Regions from separate parts of the Homo sapiens genome. Here regions 2, 3, 4, 5 and 6 are each linked to region 1. The links are chromatin loops, found by intact Hi-C in ENCODE. Cell type or tissue: dorsolateral prefrontal cortex. All regions are shown on one strand. Each heading gives the region's core, and the rest is flanking DNA. Links, peaks and the distances in the headings are about the cores only.

Region 1 (4,904 bases), core at 434-4,433:
AGAAACAGCCTAAATCAATCTATAATACACAAAGAAACAAAGGCCAGCCTTTCCATCCAAAGGCCTCTCCTGGGATCTCGGTTCACAGTCTCCATTCAGGGTTCAACAGCACCCCTTCAGGACTGCACCCTAAGTTTTTAAAGGAGGGAGATGTGCAGGAAGGAACACTGACCAGGAGCAGGTAACTGAAGCTCAGCCCTAGCTTTAGCCCATGCTATTTCTATGATCTTGGGAAAGTAATTTTCATCTTCCTATGGCCCCATTTCCTTCAATATAAAATGGAGATAATATTTACACCTACTGCCTCAGTGTTTATAAAGTTCAAATGGAGGAAAGGGCTCTTTTCAAAATACAGGCCACCTGTGTTATTTATGAATTTAAAATAGAAGAATAAAGCAACTAAAATAATGATTTTTAAACTTACATCATCCTCTCATTCATGAATTTCATAAACTCATCTCCTTAAAGTGCTACATGGCATACATGTAAGAATAAACATAATTTTTTATTTCAATTATTTGTTTTAATCAACTAAGAGAACTATTTTGTGTGTATGTATAATATTGACATTTTATGGTAAGGAAAATTATAATGTGGCACAAATAGCATATCAATTCTTTTCTTAAAGTGTTGATAAACCAAAAAACTGTCAATATGCTAATAATAAAGTTGCATTTTGCTCTAAATTAAATGTACACTTTCGATTTAAGATTTTATTCACAAAATAAACAGTACCACTGCATAAAAAAATTACATGATGATATAAAATACTATGTGAAGGAGTTGGCAAATTATGTTTATAGCTGTTCTTTAAACCTAGACAATTCTAATCTAGAATTCGATCTAAAAATAAGATACTTCTGCATTTTTAACCCTTAAAAAATTGTCCATTCAATACTACTCATTAAAGCAAAAAAGAAAAAAATTTTTCAACTTACATACAAAAATTCCATGAGTTTTAAAATAATAAGAAAGTGTGCTATAACCTACCGATTACTTTGAATAAAGGATATTTATCAACAATTACACTGGGTAAAAACGTTCCTTTCTCTGAAACCCTGGAGGAGCAATGTTTAATGAGAAAGAATTATTTATGCCTACAAACACAGAACTGTAATAGGTAGTTTTAATGTAACACATCACAGCAGTAGATGCAGGCGGCCAGAAACGTGTTACCTGGTTTTGACTTATACCCAATTTCCAAGACCAGACTAAGACTTTGTAAACAGCAGGGGCTTTTAGTTTTGTTTTTCCTTATTATTGATAGTGGATGGCAACAATATTTGTGCTGACGGGGTCTTTGGGAGGAATACTGAGGTTCTCCCTTTTCCTGAGGAAAATGAGGTCTCACTCATCTCCTATTTGCCAGGACTAGTGATCTCAGCACATGCTTTGTTCTTTTTTCTCTCTGTTTAAGTGCTGGTAGTAATTTAGTGATTTCAATCATTGCTACATTCATTTTGGAATAATAAAGTGATGTTAGGAGATTCCTGTCATTGCGAAGACAGGTTTTAGGAGGAAAAGGATCTATAGTTAGTCAGTTTTGCTACCAAGAGTAGCCTTTGGTACACTGAAATCAAATTAACTACAAAAACATCAGGGATACGTGTGGGGATGGAGCTAGCTGTGGGGAGATGAGCACTGAACCCAAACCAGTCTGGGCCAGAGGAAAACTCTACAGTCTCATCATGCAACAAAACAGGGAAATTGGTTTTAGCGTTTTTAACTTTAATTAGTCACATTAATTAATGCTAAAAACCAATGTTAACAGTATATTATTTTCATCTAGTTAAATAAAGGATTACACACATTTGAGTAAATTACACAGCATTAAACATTTCGATAACTTGAAATGAAGCCATTACTGTCATTCAAACAAGTTTCCACAGCTAAAGGCTGAATGTTAAGTATGAACTGATTTGGCATTACAAGAATATAAATCCTTTATCTTTTTACTGAGAAGAAAAAATGAAGAGATTCGATGACTTCTGACTTGAATAAGTGGTTTGCAGTAGCACAGCGCCCTCCAGTGGCCAAATTTCAAAATGCAGTTTCAAAGGACAAAGTTCAGTAGCAAATCTTTTCATGTTGAATGGTGTTAAGCTGGTAACATTAGCTCCTTTTTCTTTTCTCTTTTAATATAATTGTTTATCTCAGCACATATTTTCAATATCAAACCATTTTTCTATTGCCAAATTTCCCTCACCAAATTAAAATTCTTCTATTCAAATCTGATTTGTTTTCCCTCAGAAATATTCTGAAAAGTAAAAAAGAAATCAAAGCGAAACAAAACAAACCTAATGTGGACACAGACAACTGCAATGAGAGGGAATTCTCTATACGCCTCAGATAATGGCGAATGCCAGCACTAGAGTAGTAGTAATGAATTCTTAAGTGTTAAAATCCAAACTCCAGAGTAAGATTATACAAATTATGGAACTCTATTTTGCCTGATATACATCATGATGAGTACATATGGTGAGTTCAAAGTTGTAAGCATATCTTTTACTCATTTTTTCTATATGTGAACATTTCTGTTTTTAAATAACAGTATAAAAGATTTCACTGTATGCACATTCTTTCACTATTACAACTCCTATTAAAATGGATCCAAATATTTTTCTGTGGAAGTAGGAAAAGATAACCCTTTGGTTACCTTTGCAGATTACCAGAAAAGCTCCCTTAGGCCAATCTAAAATACTCCTATTCTTGAAAAGACATTGATTTCTCACAATGAAAAGAGATCATAATTCCACTTTTAATAACTACTGCCATAGAGTAAACACTTATAATATTCTTGGTCTGCCAAATAAATACTGCAAGGCATCTGGGGGCATACAAGCATTGCCCCGGATCCTATACCAAATAGTTACTAGGTAGCATGAGGGAGTTTGCTATCAAAAGGATAATAATAACTAGCTATTTTTTCCCTTTTCTGCCTACCCAAAGAATAGAAAAGTTTAAGCATGTTTTAAAGAATCATACCTTTCACCGAAACCGACAAAGCAACTCTATATAATGTCAAGAACAATGGCTGTGGCCTTGCATCTTGTTTCCACCGCTACAGATCAAAACAGGCAAATAACATCTCTGTGTTTCGTTTCTTCATCTATGAAATGAAGATAATTGTTCCCATCTCATGGGAATGTGGTGAGGATTCATTGTAATGATGCAAATGAAATAACTAAGCCTGACTGCCTGAAACTCACACGGGAGATCTTCAAAGAATGTTAGTTCTCTTCTCCATCTATTCTTACCAACAAAAGAATGCAGAAGACCTATTTTCACCAGAAGGAGGACTGGAACCAGAGTTAGCAGGTATGGAGTCACATGGGTGAATCAATAAAACCCACTCAAAATTTCATCTATGAAAAACCTGTCCTTCTTTATTATACATTAGAAGACCCAAAGATGGTTCTGGAAGCAAACACACTGAATTCTGGAAAGGGGAGGAAAAGGAACAGAATTGGCATTTGTTATGTGCTTCATGTGCTACTGGTTGCACCCAGCTTTTCTATACATAATCGTATTACTTAAGGCACCACAGAACTCTATACAGCAGTTAGAACTGTGATGGAACCAGTGAGGCTGGCTTCCTCTTATCCAAGTATGACTGGAGGACAGGGCTCAAATGACCGTGCAGGTGCATCTGGGCGGGGGGGCGGGGGTATAACAATGAAGAGGAGGTGCAATAACAGCCCCGTGGGGATGATGACAGACAGAATATGCTCATGAATAAGAATGTCTTACTTATCCCATCTTAATTACTTTCTTCTGTCTCTTTCTTCATGTTTAAGTATTAAGAGCAGTGAGGTGGTAAGAAATGGTATGGGAGTCATATCAGAATCCTTTGGAGAGAAGAGATGGGCACATGTGTCATCTAAAAAAGCATTTTCAAAATTATAATAAAATACACAACATTTGCAAAGCAGGCTTTCTGCCCGTTGTGACCGTGAAAACAAAGCAGCTGAAGAGGCCTGATGTGAAAGTGACCTCCTCTGTGCTCTGTCACTGGCAAGAACAGGAAAAACACTTGGGGCAAGCAAGCCAGCCCCACTTTCACACATGACTCACACGACTGAAGGAAAGAAAGGGCATCCTTCTCAGGCTGTCACTGCCTTCTTTTATTACAATTCTTACTTTTTATAATATTTTAAATAATATTAAAGGAGATGTAAGATTTGTAAGTTTATCAAAGAGACATGAGTTTTTAAATGTTGAGAAACACATTTTTCTAAAGATGCAAATCAGCCAGGCGCAGTGGTTCACACCTGTAACCATAGTACTTTGGGAGGCTGAGGTGAGAGGGCTGCTTGAGCCCAGGAGTTCAAGACCAGCCTGAGTAACACAGGGAGACTCTGTCACTACAAAAAAAAAATTAAATTAAATTAGCTGGGCACGGTGGCACACACATGTAGTCCCAACCACTCAGGAGGCTGGGGCAGGAGGACTGCTTTAGCCCAGGAGGTTGAGGCTGCAGCAGGACATGATCACACCACTGCACTGCACTGCAGCCTGGGTGACAGAGCAAGACCCTGTCTCTTAAAAAAAAAAAAAAAAAGAGAGAGAGAGATGGAAATCAGCTTCAGGAAAATGAGAGGGTAAAGGGAAAAAGGACTCAATGGACAATTTTAAAAATTCGGGCTTTTGGCTAATGGTCATTCCAATTAAAATGCAAATGAATGAGGCTTCTAGCTTTTGCCAGCTTGCCAAGTACCCTATGACTTACTAGTGGCAACAGCCATCATGCCTTCCCTTGCTACGTTAGTGTCTAAAACAATGCCCTAAAAGCTTAAGAGAGCTGGTGGCAGACAGCAAAGTAGCCAGGGCCTAGCCACATGCTCTCACCAAGATCCACCCTGAAGGTGAAAACTTTCAAGCAGGGAAGCAAAGGTACCAGCATG
Region 2 (4,904 bases), core at 496-4,495, 460 kb before region 1:
AGGTCCTTGCAGTGGTGTCATCATAGCTCACTGCAGCCTCAATCTCCTGGACCCAAGTGATCTTCCCGCCTCAGCCTCCCAAGTAGCTGGGACTACAGGGGTATGGCACCATGCCCAGTTAATTTTTGGATTTTTAGTATAGATGAGGTCTGGGTCATGTTACCCAGGCTGGTCTCTAACTCCTGTGCTCAAGTGATCCTCCCTCCTCAACCTCCCAAAGTTCTGGAATTACAAGCGTGAGCCACCATGCCTGGCCTGTATGCTGCATTTTTTAATGTATTATGAGCATTTATCTATGTTACTATAAGAGTGCTAGTAATACTATTATAGATTACTGTAATATAATCAATATAATAGTTACAAGATTTATATTTTATAGCAAAGATAATATTTGAAAATGTTCTTAATGGTATAATCCTAGGCTAAAAGGACGTATTATAATTTAACTATTTTATCATTGAATATGTCAGTTGTTTGAAAGTTTCACCAATAGAAATAATTTTGTGGAGAACATTTTTGTCAAGTCTTTGAGACAGTTAAGTTGTATCAGAAATGTCATTTGAACTCTGCTCAGTGGTCATGGAGCTGTGATAGGAAGTGTCTTTAGTGTCAGAGCAGATTATAGGAAGACATGGACCTCATTACCCAAAAGAGAATAAAACTCTGAGCACCTACTTTACTTAAAATGTACTGAAGAACTCTTGGGAAAGGTAGAGGTCTAATTGTTTTCAAAGGGCATTTGATAAATATCTTCATCTCTTTATTAAAAGCTAACATTAAGAGCAGCTGGGAGGAGTTGATTATCTAATAACTGTGGAGGGGAATGGTGATCAAGCAAAGCACAAAAGAGTCCCTGAACTTTATTTAGCTGAAGTTGTGCCTGCACAGTAGATGCCATGTCTTATCTTACCATGAACGTAGAAAACTTCTTTGCTTATAATTAGCATTTCATTGATTTGAGTGGTGTGTTTGAAATTGAATTATTATTATTTATTCAAATCTAGGAACTAAAATGTAAAGATAAGTTTTGGTTTTGTGTGTATGAATGTACTATGCAGAGTCCATGTTGCTACTCTGTATAAGACCCAAGCCTTGATTGCCTCCCCGGAATGCTAATACAAAGGCTGTCATAGTTACTTTGTGGGCTAAAGCTGTATCCTTTAGGAAGGCAGTGAGAAACTTACTGAAAAAAAATGGAAGCCTGCTAGCTGAAAAATTTAAACACATTAACCAAAATGGCTGCAAGTAAACTCTTATCCAAGAGCTAAATTCCTGAGAGCTGTTTGAAATAATTTATTTAGACCTGTAAGAAGATCAGAAAGGGGTTGGATTTAGTTTACTCTCTCTAGAAACTAAACATCATATAATATAGACTCTCATCTATAATGAGAAGGGATGTTGTATTCAGGAATAGGCTGGAAAATATTAATCCAGCTTTTCCAATCTTCATTATTTTTTTAAAAAAGGAAATTTTGCCTTTCTCTGTGTAAATCAAGTTGAAATGTTTCTCTAGCTAGAGTTGATGTCATTGCACCAGCCACTTGTTTGACCTAGTTAATAGAACTTATATTTATTGCAACCTTCCCCTCGTCACCTCATTTTAAGACAGGGGTTCACAAGGAATGGCCTGCAGGCTGCTTTAACCAGGTAATTAGAACAGCATGTGTGTGACAGCTAGTAGTTTAAAGCAGTAATTCAGCTGTGTCTGAAAAGATTATTCACCTTTCCATTTACTCATTTCTCTATTTGTACTGAATTTTACATGCCAATCCACAGTTTTCTATGTCAGTGCCTATAATTGACTGTACTTGTTACATAATTAGCAACTGTGCCTTGAATTGAAACTCCTTCTATCTTTTGTTTTACTGATAGCCAAGAAGCAGGTAGATTTTCATGTTCTCTCTGAAAGCTTTCAGGGATAGCTCAGTCAGTCAGTCAATCACAGGGTATCTCTATGACAACTCTTGTGACATTTATTTAATGGCACTTGGCAAAATAATTAAAATTAATAGCTTATTTAAACAAGCAGAGTTAAAGCTTTGTTTAAAAGGGTACTTACTGTTTCAAAATAAATTTTATTTTACAAATGACTTAAAATTCTAGAATTTAAAAAGACTTCTAATGAAAAAATATTTTCTAGCTTGTGCATTGATTTTCTAACCTTTTGTCCATTTAGGGATCTGAAAAAAAGTGGTAGTACAATGTTGGGCTTCTTAAACAGTGATTTCCTCAGCTTTTTAAGAAAAGCCTATTATGTTTTACATTCAGTTTCATCTTTTGTGTGAACTTAAATGTGCCAGATTGCATCTACAGTGTTTTTATTTAGTGGGGCAAACTAGTCTCTTCCTTTTCTCTTTGTATGAAGCTTTTACCTTCTCCACCTCTACTCCAACCCATGCAAGAAATGGAGATGTTAAAATGCAAGAAAATAATGCAGAATAAGAAAGGATAAAGTCCATTGGGGTTGGCCTAATATACTGTTGCTAAACCTGCTTTACTGAAAAGCCGCCTGATATATTATACTGGGATGTATCACCCTTTGATAGTTATTTTATTAGGAAAAAAGTATTTGCATTTCCAGTTCAAGATATAAGGAGCATCTAAGAAAGAACTACTGCAAAGCCAGCAGAGGGAGCACATCATGTGTTTGCTGGCTTGTCTTGAAAAATATGCAGTATCTTTTGAAAGATTCTTGACCAATGTAACTAAAAATAAACAAGATCATTTTTTCCAGTGTGGCTTCAAAATTAATATTTTAAAAAGGGGAAGAAAAAAAGATTCTTTGTCAAAAGCTGATAATGGATCTTCTCCCCAAATAGGGACTTCTAGGCATTTTAAAAAGTTGATCTAGACAAAAGAGGAATTAAGTTGAGTCCTCAGCAGGAATTGTAGCTTGTTCATTGAATGGTATTTATTTTCCCATAGGCCTTTTTGATTAATACTTCAAATTTGACTTTTAATTTGATACATACAATTGTTCTCATACCACTTCCCAAAAAGGGTTTTATTTTTATTTTTATTTTTTCTAAGTATGGAAATAGCAGCACATAAGAAGGTTCCTATTACATGTATAGGATTGTTGATGGTTGTCTTGCTTCTAATTTGTGCTGTTAAATAGTCACAGTTTACTGGAAATTTAAGTTTTTACACTTCCTGGGCCTAGTGTAAAGTTGATTTCCTGTTGAGCTTTCGGGGTTCATAAATATAGGCCTGCTTTTCTTTCTTGGTGGCTTTTTTGATGCATGGGATTATGGAAGTTTTATACATGCATTAAAGTTCTTTTTCCTTGGTGAACTATAGCTGAAGTGTGTAACTCGAGAGCAGTAAGAAATACTTAAAAGTATTTTGCTTAAGAAAATATCTTCACATGTGACATCCCGAATCTTCTATTATGTTTCTTTACTTTGCAGTCTCATTTTCAAAATATATTATCATAGCCAAGGCATTTTTCTCTAAACTTCTTTTTAACAAAGGGTTCCCTCCTTATGCTGCTCTAATTTTGCTTATTCAGGACGTGTCTCACGGTTTCTAAGCAACCAAGATAATACATATATAATAATTGTGTATTTTAGCTTTGAAAGTCTTAAAAATAATCCTCAAAAAGGGAGAGAGGGTGATTTGTTTTCTTAGGTACCCATGTTCTGAGTTATCAATATTGTTTATATTTAGACACTGACGAAATAGTAAACTTAGGTTGCTTAATTAGCATATGGGAGATCCTCATTAATGTAATTCTCTTATTGTACTTAATACAAATTCCTGCCTTTTCTTTTTCTGTAATATGAACTGTTGTGTAAGCAGTATTGAGTCATTCAAGAACTCAGCAAACACCACTAATCTAGGAAAGGTGCAGATTCTATCTCATATCCATGTTTTAATTTTCTAGAAATTGTTTAGGGTGGGAATTTCTAGAATGCTGGTGTGTGGAGCTTGGTTGACCTTCTAGGTGAAAAGGCCATTTAGTTAAAATTATTTAAAGCAAAACATTTAAAGTCTCTGGAAATTGTCCTAAGGGCACACAGCAAATGGAGAAATACTTTCAATAAAGTCTACTAAATCTCAGTAAGAACTGGAGACCTTGTGGCATTTGAGCCACAACCAGCTTCCATCCATTACCTCTCCCAGCTCCATGTTATGGAAAGTCTCCTCCAGGAGAGTGCAGCCAAGAATTCAGGGTCCCCTCTCTCCCAGACTCTTGAGTCTGTTCTCCCTGGCTAAAGACAGGACAGAATAATATATTCCCTGAAATGTGATAGCAGTTTCCAAGCACCACATATTTTCATTAGTAAAGGGTGAAAATCTAACTGGCTAAGGAAGCTTAAGCACTACCTTTGACCAGTAAGAAGTTTATGTGAACCCAGGGGTGACCCCTAAGAAGCCAGGCTGAAAGATAAAAACAAGGAAAAAAATCTGAGCAGGGACATCAGAAGCTGCATACTGCAGGGTAAATAGGCTTCACAGAATTATTCCAGCCAAGCCACTAAACAAACAACAAGCAACACCAGAACAGGGATAGGATAGGAGAGGAGGATAGAGGGTACATAACCAGACTTGGTTGTATTATCTAAAATGTCCAGTTTTCAACAGAAATTCATGCAGAAAAACTAGAAAGTGTGACCACCTACTGGGGATAAAAACAGAAAACAGAAATTGCCTTTGAGGGGGCCCAGATGTTGGATTTAGACCAAGACTTCGAATTATAAATACATTTCAAAATTAATGTAATTATAAGTAAATATAAAAGAGGTATGATTACAGACTCATCAAGTAGAGATTATCAATAAAGAGATTATACAAATAATCCACATAGAAATAGAGACTTAAGAAACTAACTTGACAAGCATGTTTTTAACATGTAAATACTAAATATATGAGTATATATTTTTTATTAAAAATCTTTTTCT
Region 3 (4,904 bases), core at 382-4,381, 1.0 Mb before region 1:
TAGATGGTTTCACTGACCCTAGCCTGCCTCCCCTCCAAGGAGGGCTGGTTCTGCCTGCACGGGACTGTGCTTGGGGGTGGGGGATGCAGATGCTGCAGGCACCTCCCTCTCTGTTCCCGGCTGGTTTCTCCACCAGTTAGTCATCGCCCTGGTGCTGGTTGCCCCCCAAAGTCCGCCTTCACTTTGCTGGACTTCCTCACTTTGGCCCCAAGAGTCCTTTGTGTATGGCCTTAGTTCCCTGGGCAACCCCATCCCTTGTTTTTCCTACTTAACTGGTTTCATCTCGGCCATCCACGCCCTTCCTCTGTTCTGCCTTGCTGTAGCCTCCCACCTGCTCCCCTCCTTATTCCAAAGCTAGGAGTTTTAGAGTTGGGGGGTGGAAGGGTAAGGGAGATGTCTGAGTTTGCTGCTCCTGCCACAACTCCCCCTCTGATCAGCCCCACCCCTACTTCTCACTACAAACCCTACCTGATTTACTGGCCACTGTCACCGTAAGTCTGTCTGGTCATTACCATGACTCTTCCTGCCCACTCACAGCCTCCCCAGCCTTGCCTGCCTGTCGAAGATGGATTAACTCCGCACTCCCCTGGGATCGCCACATGACCACTTCAAGTCCCCAAGCCGCCCTTCGCTGCACAGACTGCATTTTTTTCTGCCATAATTACAAGCAATGGCACTGACTGGAGGGCATGACAGTGTGTGGTGGGGGGATGGACAGGTGGCACAATGTCTGCTGCTCAACCCCAGCAGTGCCCGAGCCCTGGAAGTAACTCCCACTATTTGGCTTGGAAAGTGCTTCCCACTGTCTCCTTCCCACTCGAGCTGGGGGCCTTCTCCTCTATTCTGAATTGTAATCCAGAGCTTTCCCTTGAACATCTCTTCTTCCTTGATTCCTGAGTGCCGCCTCTGCTGCTGCTGCCTCTTCCTGCCCCCACCGTCCACCCTCCGCTAGTCAGACCATGACATTTACTCAGCAGACGGGAACAGCTTTGTGTTCTTTATTGCCTCTCCCTTGGGCTAAGGGAGGGACCAGCACCATGTCCTTCTGGAGACCCGGAACCCCCCAGCAGGCCAGGGAGGCAAGGCCTGGGCCGCCAGGAAGCCATGCTTGAACACTAGGTTGGGAGGGGAACACCCCAGCACCTTGGTCCTATTGAGGCTTGAAGTGCCTGCTTGATCCTGATCAAGGGGCCAAGTGGAAGCCTGTGCTGGTTGTGGGGAAGTGCCAGGCTCACATGGTCCAGTAGGCATAGACGAGCGTCAGGAGGATAAAGATGGCCACAGAGAGCAGCATGTTCTTCCGGTTCTCTTGCCGAAGAAACTTCAGTTCCTTCTCTGGGAGGAAAGAGGGTGATAGGGATAGGACAGGCAGTTTAGGCCCGTCTGTTCTGCTCTGCCTCTCCAACGAGTGGGTACACACTGCTGAGGGCAAAGACGCACCCTTCCAGCCACCTCCTTACCCATAAAAATGACTCTGCCCTTCTTAATCTGCCCAAATCCTGACACCCTTTTGGCTATAGAGCCAGCCTGATAAAGTCCCAACGCCCAGTGCTGCTCAACTATGGCTCTTTAAATGTGGTTGAGGTTGAGGGTGAGGTGGGTGAGGAGTCACCAAAAATGCCACACCTGAAAGCCAAGCTAGGAGGTGGTGTGACCGCCAGGTGAGTCTGCTTGCCTGTCATGGGGTTGGCTGTGGTGCTCATCCTTCAAGGCATCTCATCCGCCAACCAGAAACTGAGGGCACCTGGGGCCTCCTTGGGCCTGACAGTGGAGGAGGTGCTAGGTGGGGCCACGTGTTTCCTGAGTCCCTGCCCTCTGCCGGGTGCCTGGTTGAGCAGAATCTAGGGACGCTAAGATGCAGTTTGTGTCCATGAGGCAGCTGGTCTTGACTCTAGAGGAAATCAGTCCTGCTGCTCTATGGCCACACTTGTATCAAAGTATCCCCTCCAGGTGACACGCAGGTAGGGGGTACTCTGTGAGGGCTAAATTGAGTGGTGGTGTGGTTTTGTGTGAAAACCGCTAAACTTGAAGGGAAACTAATGTCCCATCCCTGTCTGTGCTGGGCAGTGGGAAGAGACACCTGCAGAGCTGCTCTGGGCAGGCCAGACTGAGTCCAGGGCCCAGGGTGCACCGGCCCAGACATGCTGAACTCCAGGCAGGGCTGGTAGGTGTGCACTGTGCCTACGGCATTCATCAGACCAGCGCTTCTGGGGGACTCCTTGCCATTAGAACCTTCCTGGGGCTGATTCATGGCCAGGCCTGGTCCCCCAGGGGAGAACAGAACCGACAAGTCTGAGGAGCACCTATAGACCGTGGTCCTCCCCAGCCTTTAGCAGGGAGCCCACCAGCCTGCCAGCCGCCCTCTGGCGCCCCGCCGGGCCTGGCCTCTACCTGCCTCTGCCCCCAGCGCCCAGAAGGTGGCGGCATCGCTCCACCCACAGGAGCCCTTGCCGTACCCAAGTGGGAGGTTCGGCTTCCTTCACCCCTCACTTCCCACTGCATGGTTTTCCTGGGAGGGTGTGGTGGGTTGGGGTGGGGTGGGCTGGGGCGTGGGGAGAGCAGACTTCCGATGTCTAGGTGAATGATTGTCTCCTAGACCTGGCCACGGCCACATCCCTTCATCCCAAAGAGCAGACAGACCCACAGGCGGTCTCATCCTCCCTTAGAACAAAGCAACAAACCTGCTCTCCCGCAGGCTGCTGGACCTAGCAGGGGTGTCTGCAGCCTCTGGGGGCTGGTTCCCTCCCAAAGAACCCCCTTGCTCCCTGCTGCCTTGTCAGGCCCCTTGGGCTTCTGACCCTTCCTGGTTCTGGGGACTGGAGGCTGGGGCTGGTAACTGAAAGGAACTTTCTTACCGTAGTTGGAGGCTTTGTTCATTAGGCTGTTTTTCTCCTTCTCCAGGGACCTCCTGTGAGGGGAAAGGAGCTTCATGGACCAAACCCTTTTCCTTTTCCCCACCCGAGGGGCAGCTGGCATGCCAGTTGGCAGGGCTTGGGTCTTGTTCGGCGGCAGGGGGGGTGTGCACTGAAGCTAAGATGTCAGGGACCCAAACCCTCTGCCTCAGGCCTACTTTGGGGGACCCAGGATAGATACAGGGGGTGGGGGCCTGATGGGGAAGGGTGGGGTGGCTGGGCAGGAGCATTACCTGGCCTCTGGGCTCAGCTCCCGGCTGTGGAGTCTGGAGTTCACGGCCTCCAGGTCTCTCCGACACTGGGACAGCTTCTCCTCTAGCCCATCGATCTGAAACAAAGGCCACAGAGAGGTGGGCTGCCGAGGCTTCTAGCTCTCAAAACACTGGGACTGGGAAGCAGGGCCTCCGGGAGTCTTCTTGGACAGGTGTTCCCCCCATTCGTTTTGGCAGGGCAGGGCACCCAGGCCTGTCTTCCCTGGAGTGTCTTTGTTTTGCTGTCCTCTGCCTCCACGTGGTTCAGCTCTGAACTGCACAGGACAGTGGCCTGAGCCACACTGTAAACAGTAGTGGGTGTTGCCCAGGGTCTCACAGCTGTCCCAGCCCTCTGGGCCAAGCACAGGTTGGGGGTGGAGAGGAGCAGCCCCTTGGTCTGTTGTCTCCCCAGCACGATGCCCCAGTTGGGCGCACAACAGGAGCAACCAGAACCCTGAACACGGCATGCACCTGCCCCACGGGCGTATCCTAGAGTGGCGGAGATGCTGTGAAGAAACTGGCTTCCAAACACTCCACACGTGTGGGGCCGGGTGATTAGACATCTAGGGGCAACACAGAGGTGTTTTTCTCATTGACATACTTCATCTTAATAACTTAGTAGTCCAAGTTGTAAAAATATACATTTTTCTGTGAGAATCAAAAATTACTGAGAAAAATGCTCAAAAACACCTTTCTTCCTCTCTGACTTGGTTCTTAAGCAAAAACTTTACCTACCATCAAGGTAGCAAAATAGTTAAGGTATCTGTTTTTTCCATTTGTTTGATTAGAGTTTCAGAGAAGTGTTCTTGGGGAAATACTTGAGTTGTGGAGAAATGTTTAATAACATACTGGACTGGGTTGTCCAAACCTGGGTTTTGGCATTGAAAGTCCATCTCCCTGTGTCTGACTCAGTCTCCAGGTGTTTAGCTGGCCACCTCTCTGGCTGGGGCGAGCCTGGGTGTCAGTGGGTGGAAGGGTTCAGGGGGCTCTGTGACCCTCCCAGCAGCTGACTGAATAGTACCTCGGAGCCCCATAATGCTCCATTTCCCATCTCTGACTTCACTCATTCTCACCACTTCCCTAGGAGACATGGCAAATAAGACCTCCATTTCACGAATGGAAGAATGGGGGTCCCCCAAATGGAATGACTTTCTGAGAAGTCAGGGTGGGGCACCCCTCTCCTTATCAGTCTCAGCCAGTTCTCTGCCCCATTCGCTTCTGGAGTTAGCCCCTGCAGGGTTAGTAATCAATGACTGCAGGTAAGATCCCTGCCTCCCACAATGGCTGGTTAGAGGGTAGCAGGCATTCTGGGGCTGAGTGTCAGGAGAGTTGCATTCCAAGTCTCTGGGCCTTCTGTCTCTCTCCACGGCCAACACCCATCTCAGCCACTTCCATGTCAGCCACTTTTCCTTCTTCCCGAGGGAGGCCTGGCAATGACACACCATCCACCCCCTGCCCTGCAGCCCCACCATGGCCACCTCCAGCCCCATAAGCAGGGCCCTGTGGGAGAGAGCGACCACAGAGCCTTGAGTTAATTGCCTGGTTAATTGTGTCGTTTCTCTGCTACTGGGCACCCAAAAGGAGGGCTGTCCTGGGAAACAGACCCAGCCAGGAGATGGGGCTGTCCCTGGGGAGGCCAAAGGCCTACCTAGAACCTGTGCAGCATGGAAATGAACACTGGGAAGCCAGATTCAGGGAAGAGCGGCAGCCCCATGCCCAGTGCCTCAGGCCACCATGTGGC
Region 4 (4,904 bases), core at 487-4,486, 700 kb before region 1:
GTGTGCACAGGGGATCTGGGGGAGCAGCAAGACACATGTAACACCCTGGGAAACATTACCATTATTTTTTTTCTTGATATATAACATATATGCAGTAAAGTGCATAAGGCTCAACGGTACAGCTCAATTAGTTTTTACATGTGTGTACTTTCATGTAACCATCACCCAGATCAAGATAGAGAACATTTCCACATTTCCAGCTCCTCAAAATGTATATGCCCCTTCCTAGTCAACACCCCCCAAAAGGTAGCCACAGTTATGATTTCTATTGCCATAAATTAATATGGTCTCTTCTTGGACTTCATATAAATGGAATCACACTGTATGTGATTTTGTTGTGCCTGGTTACTTTTATTCAATATCACGTCTGTGGGATTCATCCATGTTGTTGCATGTGGTTATAGGAATTATTTTCATTACTGAGTAGTGCTTCATTGTATAAATATATATACATGTATGTATCACAACTTTTTAATTTTGATTTTTTTTTTTTTTGAGATGGGGTCTTGCTCTGTTACCCAGGCTGGAGGGCAGTGGCACAACCATAGGTCATTGCAGCTTCGACCTCAAATGATCTTCCCACCTCAGCCTCCCAAGTAGCTAGGACTATAGGTGCATGCCACCTCACCCGGCTAATTTAAAAAGAAAAAAATTTGTAGGCCAGGCGCACTGGCTCACGCCTGTAATCCCAGCACTTTGGGAGGCCAAGGGGGGCAGATTACCTGAGGTCAGTAGTTAGAGACCAGCCTGGCCAACATGGTGAAACCCCATCTCTACTAAAAATACAAAAATTAGCCAGGCGTGGTGGCACGCTCCTGTAATCCTAGCTACTTGGGAGGCTGAGGCAGGAGAATCGCTTGAACCCGGGAGGCAGAGGTTGCAGTGAACCAAGATCATGCCACTGCACTCCAGGCTGGGCAACAGAGTGAGACTCCATCTCAAAAAAAAAAAAAAATTGTAGGGATGGGGTTTTACTATGTTGCCCAGGCTGGTCGGAAACTCCTGGGCTCAAGCAATCCACCTGCCTCAGCCTCCCAAAGTGCCGGGATTATAGGTATGAGCCACTGTGCCTGGCCCAATCACAGTTTATTTATTTAACTTCTTGTTGGTGGACACTTGTGTTGTCTCCATTCGTTAGCTATTCTTTTTCTTTTTTTTTTTTTTTGGAGACAGAGTCTCACTCTGTTGCCCAGGCTGGAGTGCAGTGGCATGATCTTGGCTCACTGCAACCTCCACCTCCTGGGTTCAAGTGATTCTCCTGCCTCAGCCTCTCAAGTAGCTGGGATTACAGGTGCCTGCCACCATGTCTGGCTAATTTTTTGTAGTTTTAATAGAGATGGGGTTTCACCATGTTGGCCAGGCTGGTCTCAAACTCCTGACCTCAGGTGATCAACTCACCTCGGCCTCCCAAAGTGCTGGGATTACAGGCATGAGCCACCATGCCCGGCCTTGTTAGCTATTCTTAATGAAGCTGCTGTGAGCATCCTTGTACCTGTCTTTTGAATAATTCATTATTTTGAGACACATTTCTGACTTTTAAAATAAATGGCAACATACCATTTCCACCTCCTTCCACTGGGTTGTGCCATGCTGGGATGAGATTACTACAACACTACATCATGAACGTATCTGTGGGAGAAGAGGACAGCCTCAGGACCCCCTGGACGGGCCCTAGAAGCCTCCAAATACAGTCTTGGGTCTTCATGCCATGCATGGCACAGCTGAAGCCCTGACCAAGGTCTTCGCCATGAACCTAGGGGTGGGGAAAAGCAGAAAGGGTTTCTAAACCCGCTAGCCTGTACCTAGCCTGGATTTTATGTATGGCACAGATTTAGTTTACAGATGAGGAAACGGGTTTGGGGAGGTGGAGTGACCTGGGTTCAAACCATGGCTCTGCCAGCTGTTAACTGTGTGGTCTCAGACAAGTTTAACTAAGTTCTCTGACCCTCCATTCCCTCACCTAGAAAAATGGGGATAATAATATTTACCTCGCAGTGTTGTCAGGAGAATTAAATAACAGATGTAAATCACCTTGCATAGCACTTGGTGTCTATAATAATGGTTTCTTTTTCTTGTTTGTTTTCTGCTCAAGGTCACATAGCTAGTAAGCTGAAAAACTCAGAAACAGAGCTTTTGAAGGGAAGGAGGAAAGAGTAAAAAGGAACAGTTTGGGGTGCCAAATTAGGGACTATGACAATGCTTTGTGTCTTTATACCTCTAGTATCCCCCATAATGCCTGGCATACAGGGGCCACTCAATACATGCTTATTGAAGGTTTGAATGGATAAGTGAACAAATAGATCCAGAAATTCACACTAAGATTGCTTTCAAGCCTTGATTTAGACTGGCTACCAAGTGGGATTTATTGGGATGGAGAAACCAGCTTGGGGACAATGGGGTTGCTGGGTATCAGTAATGAATGATCCGCTGACAGGCTCTCACCTCAGCCAGGAGGGTTTGGGCCCAGTAGACAATCAGGTTGAGTTAGAGAGTACATGTCAGGGAGCAGGGAGAAAGGGGCTGCTGGAAAGAGAAAGAGGACTTGGGAGCAGGTGCCTAAGGGAGGGTAGGGGAACCATTTGGTCAAGGAATGGAAGTCTCGCTGGGACTATCAAATGTAGAGGCTCTGGGGGCTGGGCATAGTGGCTGGATCAAGAGGTCAGCCAGGGCACCTGGGAGATAACACTGCCATCCCTGTTCTCCTGTAGACCCAGGGGCTGGACAAGCAAGTTTGCAAAGAATATGCAGCAGCCAGGCAGGGGAGCCACTCTGGGATTCCTGCCCCCGCCTCCAGAAGGCGGGGTTTGTTCTCCAGCTCATTCATTCTTTGGGATGACTCATTACTGAGTTGTCATGTTGTCATCGAGTGCAGAGTTACAGGGAGGAGGGGCAGCCTGTCTCGCCCATCTGTGCACAGGCAGTCCTGGCAGCACTGCAACTGGAGAGTTCCCAGGCTGGCCACATGGGGGCGGGGGGAGCCAGGCCTGACATCCTGGCCATCTGGGCGACTCCAGTTCTGGGAAGAGCACTGGACTGGGAGTCAGGGGCCTGACTTCCTGGGCCTCCTACACCCTGGCCACCCTCTGTGCCTCAGCTAATTCCAAAACAGAAATGATGATACCTCTCCTGCCTAAAACCAGGACGTCTCATCCCTCATTTGTGTTTATACCTTAATTTGTGTGTCAGAGAAATCTCCCTGGTAGTTAGCCATACTCCAGTTTTGTTCGCCCGGAGGACTTAGGGCAACTAGTTTTCTTGAGATTACATCTTGCAGATCCATCCCAGGTGCAGATAGGGGATGAGAGAACACTGCGGTGCCAGGCAGGCCCTGTGCGAAATGTTTCGCTCTCACCAACCCTGTAGCCCTCACAATCACCTTTTAGGATGGACTTGAGAATGAGGGGCATCTTTTCTGTTTGTTAACTTTTTTTTTTTTTTTTTTTTTGAGATGGAGTTTCACTCTTGTCGCCCAGGCTGGGGTGCAATGGCGTGATCTCAGCTCACTGCAACCTCCACCTCCCAGGTTCAAGTGATTCTTCTGTTTCAGCCTCCCAAGTAGCTGGAATTACAGGCATCTGCCACCACATATGGCTATTTCTTTTTTTTTTTTTTTTTTTTTTTTTGTATTTTTAGTAGAGATGGGGTTTCACCATGTTGGCCAGGCTGGTCTCGAACTCCTAACCTCAGGTGATCCACCCATCTCGGCCTCCCAAAGTGCTGGGATTACAGGCATGAGCCACTGCGCCTGGCCTATTTGTTAACTTTTATATTGGGCTATAACTTACATGTTAGTAAAGTGCCCTTATCTTAAGTGCACATACAGCCGGATGAATCTTTAAATGTATGTACACCTGTGTAACCGCCCTCCACATCAAGATACAGAGCATTTCCAGCATCCCCTATGCTTTGCCCCAGTCAAGGCTGCCCTGTAGGTAACCTGTATTCCTACCTCAAAATAGTATTTTTGCCCATTACATAGATGAGGATACTGAGGCTCAGATATGTACAGATGGATACTGATGCTCACGATAAACTGCTGTGCCCAAAGCCACATAGCTAGAAATACTACTGTTAATGCTTTTGGAGGCAGAGGGTGGTGGGAGAACTTGAAAGAGGATGTAAGACTGCTGGAACCAAGACTTCCCATTCAGCAGCTGTCCAGCATCATCTGCGCATCCTTGCACCCTCGATCTTCAGCACCCACACTTCTCATTGCACCCAGCTTTAGGCAGGAAATGCTTTTGCCTCTGCTGGCCTAGGCTACACCCTCCCTGGCTCTCTGCTTCTTGTCCCTGCTGGTGCCAGAGTGCCTCCCCTTGACTGGAGGGTCCCCTCAGGAGAACAGAACCCTGCCCAATCCCAAAGGGTTAAGCCTGAAAGCCTTTACTGAAGAAGTGATTGAGGCTAAATTCTAGGAGCGAAATGCAGCAGTTTCCTATTCGCAGCTGATAAGCCCTCTCCATAGCCCAGCACTGGGCCACCTTGGAGTGCTGCTGCAAACTGTCTTGTCACGAGGAAACTATGCTCCCTCCCAGGTCCTCCCTGGGGGCCTGGCTGAACCCGGGCTACAGGATTCTGCCTCTTGAAGCTGTTGCCCAAGAAGTGACCTAAGTCCTTCTAGGAGACTTACCCCAACCTCTTCCTCTACAACTAGTGACATCACGCGTATTTGCCAGCCCCTCAAGGAGAGATAATCCACCCCTGTGGGACCTGACTCAGTATGTGCATTTTGATGCACAAGTTCCTGTTGATCTTGACCTCAGAACTCTCCTATCTCCAACTCCTAGCATACTCTACCCTCTCTTTAAAAAGTTGTAAATACCTTGCCCTATCCTTTTGATTAGAAGTGTCTCATAGAGATGGGCTTGAGTCCCAGCTTTGGCGAATTCTCCACTGTGTGGCCT
Region 5 (4,904 bases), core at 607-4,606, 230 kb before region 1:
GCTGGTATTTTGATACAAAATTCAATAGCGAATATGTTTTCAAAACTCTTTTCTTTGTGGCTTGAGTCAGAAGTGACTCAATGCAAACCCAGTGGACTGAGGTTTCCAGTCTTTAAAATAGTTGCTCTCTCATCAGTCTGTGAAGAAAGTTTCCAAATTGTAGCATTTTAATTGGAAAGTCTACATTATGCATGCGATGACAAACTATGTTGTGCTGAATGGCACTTTTTTCATCCTTTTCTTAAGGGATTAATACTGTGCCAGATTGTGAACAATGGCTGAAGTATAACAGTTGAGGTCAACAGCTTCTCCACTGAATTGGTGCCTTTTAGACCAGAAGCAAGGGCCTGTTTTGCCTGTTTCTAACTGTCCATCATTTGTGGGAAATTCCACTGGAAGGCCTGGGACCATAATGCCACTGTTGCTAAATTTTCTCATTTGGGTGAAAACCAACTAAAGGAAGATCAGCAACCAGGATATTAGTGACAGTGCAATAACTTATGATCAAATCCATTCCTAATCTTTCAGTTAAAGTGAAAGATACTCCTGATCTCAAAAATGTATACAGTATATTCTTTGGTAAAGATCCTTTAAGTTCTTCAGAAATAATTGTCTTCCATTCAACAATTCAAAAAATATTTACTGAATAACTACTCAGTAACATTAGGCAAGTCACTTTACTTATACTTTGGTTTCATCCTTTGTGACATTAAATGTCGAGATTTGATGGCTTCTCAGCACTCTTCCAGTTCTAACATTTAATATTCTGTTATAGCATATGCAGAGGTTTTTTTGGTATGTCTGTACATTACACAGTAACTCCTGTCTTTGACAACTCTTTCCAGCACAACCTCAAGGTGGACATGGGAGATTCCTGAGCTCAGTTTATCCTCTGGACTTGGAAGCTGCCCAATCCATGCTGGGCTAATCAGATTTCCTTTCTCAAAAATTTAGAATTATGTGAGATTCCAGCCTAACGTGCCCTGTTCACTTAAAATGAGATGATGAAAATACAGGCATTCTGGGGTGAGTCTCTTTGATCACAGGCATACAGAAGCAAAGAAAGATACCTGCAGTGAGAAGCAGAGACCACAGGCTGTGCAGTCCAGGGAGGGCTACCTGGGGTCCCGACAGATTCCAATGTCTGGTTTCAAAACCTACTAGGGCCCTCCGAGTTTCTCCTCTAGTATTCCGTGAGAAATCTTCTAATCACTTAAATAAAGTTACCATTTGCGGCTTAACCTATCTTTACTTGGTTTCTGTTACTTGGAACTAAAAGGGCCAAAGATAAGCTCCTGGTGGAGTGCACTGGACAGAAAAGGTACGCAATAAGAGTAGATGTTATGGCAGTGAGGATAGCAATGATACCGTGATGGCTACAGGACCAGAGAGACAACGAGGTAAAGAGCAGGGGTGGTGGGAAACCTCCCTTATGATGGCAATCTTTTCGTTCAATTATGAAAGAGGATTCTATGTAGAAACGGAGAGCGGTAAGACTGTGGTGTACGGTGGCAAGGCAAAACAGGCTTTGGAGTGGGCTCAGTGGCATCAGTGGAGCTGCAGGGAGAGAGCCTTGCAAAGATGGAACAATCAGTGTAGTTTATAACTCTCCTCAGCGGTGGCACTGGGGAAGCAGGGCCAACAGTGACAAGGAGGATACAGGCCAGGGTCAGAGAACGAAGGGCCAGGAAAAGTAATGACCACCTGTAGGCTTCTGAGGAGGTAAGTGGGATCAGAGATGGTAGACTAATGTTCAGAACAGAGAGAGACTGGAGGTCATGATGCAAAGAACAGATGCGGCAGCTGTAAAGGTGAGGGAGAGAGGTAAGGAGTTGTGGTGACAAAGGGAAACTTCAGCACTTTCACCTAATTCGGAAAAGTCCAGTTCCTGCTCCTCTGGATGAGAAGCAGAAAGACAAACAACACATTAGGGTCCCTATTCTAATCTCTGCTACTGAGGGGCAGGAGGGAGCCTGTAACAGCTTCCAGAAGGAATTAATACAGCTTCAGAGAAACAACTCTGCCGGTGAGAAAGAGGGACTTTCCCAAAGATGAGAGGGCTCCTTATCGTCAGCTGTCACAGGGTTCGATGACGTGGCTTCACCCTCAGGTGGGGAGCAAGGTCCAGCTGAGAAGAGCTGCTGGAGGACGCTGAGTCCAAAATGAGATTCTCAGCGGGAGCCTAGAGCCCAGTAACCATGTTTTCTTAAAAGTGTGTGAAGTAGACCAGGCGGCTGCCCTGCAGATTCCAGACATGAGAACCCCTGAGGTGTTGCCACTGCAGAGGCCTGCCTCTGAATGGGCCACGACCTTTCAGGGCAAAGGGAACACCAGTCTCCTAATAGCAGGAGGAGGGAAAAACTGGCTGCTCATCAGATGGAATGGATTCTGGGGAAATGCATTAGTCAAAGGACATCAGAGAGTCTACCTACTGTCTCATAATGTTTAATCTCTCATATCTGGGACGTGGAGGGTGATTTCTCTAAAAGGGGAAGAAACGATGGCACTGATTAACAATATTCTCTTGCAGGTAGCCAGAGAAAAGGCAAGCAGAAGCTCTCGGGTGTGTGGCATATGTAGTTTCTGTGTTTAGTCAACTGAAGTCCAGGATTACAAAAATGTGAGGAGGTGGCAAGTATACATTTTGGCTCCACTGTGTAGGCTGGCTCATTGAGAAAGGGGGATATTTAAGGAGGGATTTTCTTTCTCATGAAATCTTATATTTGATATAGTATAATTATTTATTTATTTATTTAAAGCCCACATACCATGAGAAATATAGTATAATCTAGGTATGTTATCTGAAAGTGGAAAAATATCAATGGAGAATATGCCTGGAGGATATAACTGTGGAAAGCTGGATGGGGCAAAACTTTCCAAAACTTGGAGACAATACAAAACTACCAATCTTTTTTTTTTTTTTTTTTTAAGACAGGGTCTCAATCTGTTGCCCAGGCTGGAGTTCAGTGGCGTAATCTTGGCTTACTGCAACCTCTGCTCACTGCAACCTCCACCTCCCGGGCTCAAGTGATCCTCCCACCTCAGCCTCCCAAGTAGCTGAGACTACAGGCACTCGCCACCAGGCCTGGCTAATTTTTTGTATTTTTTTGTAGAGAAGGTGATTTGCCATGTTGCCCAGATAGGTCTCAAACTCCTGGGCTCAAGCGACCTGCCTGCCTCAGCCTCCCACAGTGCTGGGCTTACAGGCGTGAGCTACCACACCTGGCTAAAACAACCAACTTTTAACAGCTAACTAAGACCATCTTTTCACTTCTTAGAAAGATTAAGTTTTTAACTTCAAGTTTTAGGTGATAACATAAAAGCTAACACCACATTACCAAATACATGGCTGCAGCTGCAATATTCATTAGATACTGAGTGTGGAATGAATGGTGAACAATTAATCATAGTCCCACCTCACATTCACACAGTCCTCACTAGTTTCAAAATGTTTTTGCATACATTATCACATTTGGAAAAAAAACAATTTATAATCAGCACATTTCCTGCTTTCAACGCAAATCTATTTTCCTAAGTTTCCTGGTTAATTTTCTTACATGGGCTAAACACTGCCCAAGCAATCTTTTACAGATTATTTAATCACTTGACAAACTCTTTTTTTTCTTTTAACAAATAAATTTTGCCCCAGGCTTATGATCTAGACTTCATACTACACAGTCCAATTTAATGAAAATTCTCAGCCAGGCACGGTGGCTCACACCTGTAATCCCAGCACTTTAGGAGGCTGAGGTGGGTGGATCACCCGAGGTCAGGAGTTCAAGACCAGCCTGGGCAACATGGGGAAACCCCATCTCTATTAAAAATACAAAAATTAGCCGGGCGTGGCAGCGTGCACCTGTAATCCCAGTTACTCAGGAGGCTGAGGCAGGAGAATCACTTGGACCCGAGAGAAGGGGGTTGCAGGGAGCCGAGATTGTGCCATTGCATTCCAGCCTGGGCGACAAGAGCAAAACTCAGTCTCAACAAGAAAGAAAGGAAAGAAAGGAAAGAAAGGAAAGAAAGAAAGAAAGAAAGAAAGAAAGAAAGAAAGAAAGAAAGAAAGAAAGAAAGAAAGAAAGAAAGAAAGAAGAAAAAGAAAATTATCTCATTTTATGCTTTCAATGTGGAAATATGATAAAAATTTGTCCAGGCCAAACAGCCCTTGAGAAGAAAAGCATTCTTATATTTTGGAAAGTGACTCTAATACAGCCCCTTCCTTAAGCAAAATGTTGGCATCAAAAATATTGGGAACCCCTCAAATGGTCTTATGATATTTTAAAAGGTGAAGTCACAATATGTTACAGACCTTTTGGGCAGTGACACACTAGGCAGGTATGCAGCTTTTACGGATCTTCCCCCGTGTTTAAATTTGGCATCACCAATTCCCCTCTCCAGCAAGGCCATCTGCCTTGATCCCAGCAGCTTCCTCCTCTTGATGAATATATACAATCAGTGAGATCAGCCTGATTTGGTTCACCGGCAGGATCAGAAAAGGATGTGTGAGAGGCAGAAATGCCGAGGTCCTGCCCAGACGATAGGGCTTAGCTCCCAGGCATCAGGTCCAGCTGGCTTTTAGCTTCATTTGCTAGGAAGGCTATTACGGGCTGTTGTGAATGTAAAAGGCCAGAATCAGTTTCTTCTGTTAATAGCTGAAGGCAATATGCATTTGTGTGAGCTTTTCTGTTCTCTGTCCTCAATTCTATGAAATTATTAGGAGGGCGATAAGAACAGACAGACACATTAAAGAGCTCAAAATGTACTAATCTACAGCTGAGTGTTAAGAATTCTTGGATTTTTACTTAACATTTATGACTCCTGTGAAACAAAAGGCCCCAGTGTGGGCCTTCATCCAACAGGTAGGGGAGTAGAGTCACCTTGGCTCCAGGTTCCCTGCATAACACCAT
Region 6 (4,904 bases), core at 486-4,485, 790 kb before region 1:
GCATCCAACAGCTAAAGACACAGCCCTGCGCTCAGGTAGCCCAAGTCTGATAGAGGAGACAGCCCTGGCCCTAAGGGCCCGTAGTCTGATGGGGGAAGACTGCTATTACAGGGTTACAGATCCTGGAATACAAATGGAGCCAGGCTATAGATCTAGGGACAGATAGATATACTATAACAGCAACCAAGTGTTCACTACATGGGTAAAAGTGAAGAGGATGGAGAACTAGGAAGGCACTGGCTGGTTACTCTGATTTCTAGGCTCTTACTGAACATTTTGTTTTTTTTGTTTTTTTTGTTTTTGAGACAAGATCTCACTCTGTTGTCCAGGCTGGAGTGCAGTGGTGCAGTCAGAGATCACTGCAGCCTCAAATCCCCAGGCTCAAGTGGTCCTCCCACCTCAGGCAACCAGGCTTGAAAAAAAAAAAAATTTAGCCTCCTGAGTAGCTGGGATTACAGGCACCCACCACCATGCCTGGCTAATATATATATGTATATATATTGCATTTTTAATAGAGACAGAGTTTCACCATGTTGGCCAAGCTGGTCTCGAACTCCTGACTTCAGGTGATCCCCCCGTCTTGGCCCCTAACCTTTCTTCAAGCCTGGTTGCCTGCAGCTTTCCAAATTTCAGCCAAACCCAAGGGAAGTAGTCTGTGTTTTACTTGGGTATTTTCTCCTAATGCAAATGTCTTTCTGGGCTCCTGGGAAAGAGGCCTGTTTGAAGGAAATACTGTTAAGCTGGCATGCAGCCGTTGGCACCCACAGGGAAGAGCACCCTCTCTCTGGAAGCCAGGCTCCACCCCAGCAAGAAGTCCCAGCCCCATCTGACTCCACTGACCTCCCCTAGGGAGGTATCTCTGACTAAGCAGACTACAGGGCACCTAGAGATCAGCTCCTCTCCAAAGGCCCCACCTGCTACTCTGGCCTCATGAATGACACCCCTCCACCCCAGGCTTAGAGTGGGCATTCGTTCTCTGTGCTTTGTTTCCATGTGTGCTGTGAGCTCAAGGGTAGAGTGAGTGTCCTGCTCATGTCTGGACTGCTCACAGTACCCAGTGCCAAGCTGAGCACACAGTAGTTATTTGATTTATGCTCATTAAAATGAACTGTGGCAGGGTGTGGTGGCTCACGCCTGAGTTCCCAACACTTTGGGAGGCCAAGGTGGAAGGACTGCTTGAGTTCAGGAGTTTGAGACCAGCTTGGGCAACACAGTAAAACCTTATCTCTAAAAAAAAAAAAAAAAAAAAAAAAAAAAGTCAGAAAATTAGCCAGGCATGGCGTCATGCGCCTGTGGTCCCAGCTACTTGGGAGGCTGAGATGGGAGGTTCCCTTGAGCCCAGGAGGTCAAGGCTGCAGTGAGCCATGATCACACCACTGCACTCAGCCTGGGTGACAGAGTGAGATCCTGTCTCAAAAAAATAAATAAAAATAAAATAAAATGAGCTGAGTTGGTTACACTGACTAACTCAAACAAAAGTAGGCTTTGGGCAAGACCTAAATTACCAGGATAACGGAGGCCCAAATTATCCAGACAATATGTAGATTACGGACAAATACAAATAATGAAGATCGAAGACATGTTTGAGTTATGTACAGGCTGAAGGAAAACTGATTCTCGGGGAAGGGAAGCAGGCAGGTGAGGCCCAGGGTTTCTGGGAAACCCCTGTGTAAACAGTGGCAGGGGGTTAGCAACCCCCACTGCTGCTTCCTTCTGAGATGCTGTCTGGGAGGAGAGGTCTGAATCAGGTGCGTTCCTAGAGGCATGGGGGCTCTGCCAGGCTGAGGGTGGCTCTGTCCTCAGGCATCTGCTCCCAGGCCTCAGCAGCCCCAGTGGAACGCATCAAGTTTCGCTGAGCTGGTCTTTCTAACTTTCTCCCCGGCAGCTCCGCGGGAAGCAGGATCAAATGTTCTCCAGCCTGAAAAGCCCGGCTGGGGTGTGAGGAGAAAGGAGAAGGGGAGGAGGGGCGGCCAATCTGCGGTATTGGAAGGGGAGGGGCCGGGGCCGGGCCCCAGGGACAGGCCTCGTGACTCTCCTTGCTCCCTTTCTGTTTAACCCTCCCAGCCAATTCTTTTTCCTTTAGCCATTAGCTCTTTTTGATCCACGTAAAAGGGGGTGGGGGGCGGGAAATCTGGCGTGGACTTGGAGGCGTTCAGCACACCCGCGACCGCTGCGTGGCATAAACTACAGGGGGCGCCATTCACATAGGATACGACAGACATGGCGCCCGCCCCCTCCGCCCCCCCAGTACAACGTGGGGGCCCTGCTGCCACGCCCTCGGGTCTGACCTGACCCCAGGACAAGCTGGCGGGTCATCCTACCCTGTACCTCACTTCCCTCGCTCCTTCTCTTCCCAACCCACCCCCAAGCCCCCGCCGCCAACTCCTGTCTTGGCCCCTCACCCTCCAGGTCGCTCTTGTTCTGGCCCCCACTCCTGCAGGCCACGCTGCGGATGGTTCAGAGAGAGACGGGGGCGGGGGAAGGAGCCATCGGGCCTTCTCCTGCGCATGCTCGCTGTGAGACGAGCGCTGTGAGCCCTGGGGACTCGCTGCCCTTTTGATTAACTCGTCTTATTACGTGGCTCTCCCGGCTCTCCTTGGGGACCCTCCATGCCCACCATCCCAGGGGGCCTTTGGGATCCATGCCTGGCACGGGCTTGGAAGGAATCCCCAGGCACCGGCCCACTCAGTCACTAAAGGATGATCCGGCCTGCCCATCTGTCCCCCTTTTCATCCTCTAACCCAAGGTTTATCTGAAGGAGCGTGCTACAATTCATAAGCATCAAATGCCCATAATAAAGGCCATTTGCTTTCATGACCACCTTTGTCATCTTCATTTTAGAGGGGCAACTGAGGAACAGAGAGGTTCAGTCACAGATAGCTAGTAAGTTGTGTTCAATCGAACTAGAGAATCTGGCTCCAGAGTCAGAGTCTATACTCTTCACCACTACTTGGTGCTGCGTCTCACGAAGAAGTGGGGCCAAAAACTGGCACACTAGAGCTGCGCTGGCCAAGGCATAGCTACTGGTAGATATTTATGTCAGTTTCTCAGTCACGCTGGCCACATTTCAAGTGCTCACAGTCACACTAGTGGTTACCGTGTTGGACAACAAAGATATACAACATTACCCTCATCACAGGAGTTTTATTGGACAGCAGTGCTCAGAAGTCCTTAATTTTTATCCCAGCACTACTGCTTACTAGCTGAGCGACCATGGCCGGTTACCTAACCTCTCTGTATCTCAGGTTCCATAAGAATGGTGCAAGGCCAGGCATGGTGCCTCATGCCTGTAATCCCAGCACCTTGGAAGCCTGAGGTGGGAGGATTGCTTGAGCCCAGGAGTTCAAGACCAGCCTGGGCAACATAAGGACACCTCATCTCTGTGAATCAAAAATTTAAGAAAACTAGCCAGGCATGGTGGCACGCACCTGTAGTGCCAGCTACGTGGGAGGCTGAGGCAGGAGAATCCCTTGAGCAGGTCAAGGCTGCAGTGAACCATGATCAAGTCACTGCATTCCAGCCTGGGCAACAGAGTGAGACCCTGTCTCAAAACAAGAAAGTGCCAACCTCATAGGGCTGTTAGAAGGATTAAATGAGAAAATGTATATGAAATGTGCTAGGCATAGTGCCTGGCATATAGTAAGCATACTAAACATTATTATTTTGTTAGGAATCATAAGCCAGTCCTTTATTTAACAAAGTGGGTAGCTAAAGACCAGAGAAACTAAGGAACTGCCTCAAAGCCACACAGCAAATTAAATGCCAGAAGCTGAGGCTCCTCATTCTTTTTTCTCCACCACATGACCTAATGATATCACTACAGCCAATAAATGACTTCCGAATTTGGCCCTCTCGAAAATGTTGTAAGGTGGTTAAATGAGGTTTCATCAACCTTACTGTACAGATTAAGAAACTGATGGGCCCGGTGCAGTGGCTCATGCCTGTAATCTCAGCACTTGGGAGGCTGCGGTGGGGAGGCAATTAGAAGTCAGCTGAGGGCAATGAAGTTAGGATGAGGGGACAGAGGCTGGGTACCAACCCATCCTACTAGAGCGGATATGACATGACCCGTTTATTGTGTCTTACCCACAAAATGGAGCTTCTGTCAGGGAGGATCTTTGTCATGTTCACTGCTATATCCCGCATAGCTTAAAGGGTGCCTGGTAATCAAGAAATGGTTGTTGACTGAGTAGATGCCCATTTTTCAGATAAAGATGGTAAGGCTCAGAGATGTGAAGGACTGTGCCCAAGATTGGATTTATTCATACGAGAGGAATTTACTGAGCATCTACTTTGGGTCCACATGTCGAGTCTCTCTGACTCCAATTCCTGGGCTTCCCTTCAATACCTCCCATCTCCAACCCGCATTCTACAAAGGGGAAGGTAGGGCTGCCCTGACTCCATCCTATTCCCCCGGCACGTAAGTGCTTCTCTGTCTTTGGTTGACCTGGCAAGGAGAGGCCTGAGAAGCCTTAAATTAAGGTTCAGGCATGAGTTGTGTAGCCAGGATCTATGCTGAAATTTTATTTTGTGTTTTCCCATTGCGCTTGGAATAACGACCTTCCATCTTCCATCCCAAGAAAAGAACTGAAGCCAGAGTCTGAGTCGGGTTTTTTGTTTGGTTGGTTTTTTTGGTGGTTGCAGGGGCGGGGTGGGTTGCCTCAAGTAGCTTTGGGGTTTGTCGTCAAAGCAGAGGGATGTCCCGACTCAGTTAGGTTTAGGAGGTGGAGGTCTCCTGATGGAGAGTAAAATGGAAGGAGAAGGGAGATGGGGCCTCCCCAAGCTGGAAGCGACAGAGATGAGGCCTTTGTCTGTGTTCCTCTGGCCTGCAGTGCCAGATGGGGTTGTTTGTGTGCTGAGGCCCTGAGGGTCTTCGGGGTCCTCCTGTGGTCATCGAGAGAGCT

What was found. A loop is a pair of places that touch in the nucleus more often than their neighbours do. Peaks named below come from ENCODE experiments on the same cell type or tissue, not always from the same donor. Only the 100,000 strongest peaks of a DNase experiment are listed, where the experiment ranks them.
Region 2: it touches region 1 in a loop (4-fold over the local background); 53 of 110 quality-filtered maps call a loop at or near these places.
Region 3: it touches region 1 in a loop (2.5-fold over the local background); 13 of 110 quality-filtered maps call a loop at or near these places.
Region 4: a loop joins it to region 1, with 4 times the contacts of the local background. A loop is called at or near these places in 70 of 110 quality-filtered maps.
Region 5: a loop joins it to region 1, with 2.9 times the contacts of the local background. A loop is called at or near these places in 2 of 110 quality-filtered maps.
Region 6: it touches region 1 in a loop (5-fold over the local background); 65 of 110 quality-filtered maps call a loop at or near these places.

Annotation. Positions count from the first base shown.
Region 1 is chr6:38,492,112-38,497,015 of GRCh38, forward strand. All of the region lies in intron 6 of BTBD9 (BTB domain containing 9), which reads right to left. Among named protein-coding and RNA genes, the nearest start is that of BTBD9-AS1, 13 kb to the left of the region's middle. In dorsolateral prefrontal cortex, for the core only: CTCF peaks have their summits at 2,020 (motif pointing left) and 2,219; DNase peaks (open chromatin) are centred at 2,030 and 4,010; H3K27ac peaks cover 2,316 bases.
Region 2 is chr6:38,031,877-38,036,780 of GRCh38, forward strand. All of the region lies in intron 2 of ZFAND3 (zinc finger AN1-type containing 3), which reads left to right. Among named protein-coding and RNA genes, the nearest start is that of ZFAND3, 210 kb to the left of the region's middle. In dorsolateral prefrontal cortex, for the core only: a CTCF peak has its summit at 2,618 (motif pointing right); no DNase peak of the experiment used is centred there.
Region 3 is chr6:37,481,955-37,486,858 of GRCh38, forward strand. It overlaps CCDC167 (coiled-coil domain containing 167), which reads right to left. Exons shown (of 4, transcript NM_138493.3): 2 at 3,146-3,240; 3 at 2,856-2,908; 4 at 984-1,335. The coding sequence ends at 1,232. Among named protein-coding and RNA genes, the nearest start is that of CCDC167, 15 kb to the right of the region's middle. In dorsolateral prefrontal cortex, for the core only: CTCF peaks have their summits at 2,405 (motif pointing right) and 2,605; a DNase peak (open chromatin) is centred at 2,417.
Region 4 is chr6:37,788,674-37,793,577 of GRCh38, forward strand. No RefSeq gene overlaps it. Among named protein-coding and RNA genes, the nearest start is that of ZFAND3-DT, 28 kb to the right of the region's middle. RefSeq lists enhancers at 2,720-3,014, 2,740-3,034. In dorsolateral prefrontal cortex, for the core only: CTCF peaks have their summits at 2,954 (motif pointing right) and 3,163; a DNase peak (open chromatin) is centred at 2,918.
Region 5 is chr6:38,262,592-38,267,495 of GRCh38, forward strand. All of the region lies in intron 8 of BTBD9 (BTB domain containing 9), which reads right to left. Among named protein-coding and RNA genes, the nearest start is that of BTBD9-AS1, 220 kb to the right of the region's middle. In dorsolateral prefrontal cortex, for the core only: no CTCF peak of the experiment used is centred there; no DNase peak of the experiment used is centred there; H3K27ac peaks cover 1,569 bases.
Region 6 is chr6:37,703,410-37,708,313 of GRCh38, forward strand. No RefSeq gene overlaps it. Among named protein-coding and RNA genes, the nearest start is that of MDGA1, 8.0 kb to the left of the region's middle. RefSeq lists a silencer at 2,167-2,426. In dorsolateral prefrontal cortex, for the core only: CTCF peaks have their summits at 2,198 (motif pointing right) and 2,398; DNase peaks (open chromatin) are centred at 2,212 and 2,492; H3K4me3 peaks cover 1,285 bases; H3K27ac peaks cover 1,854 bases.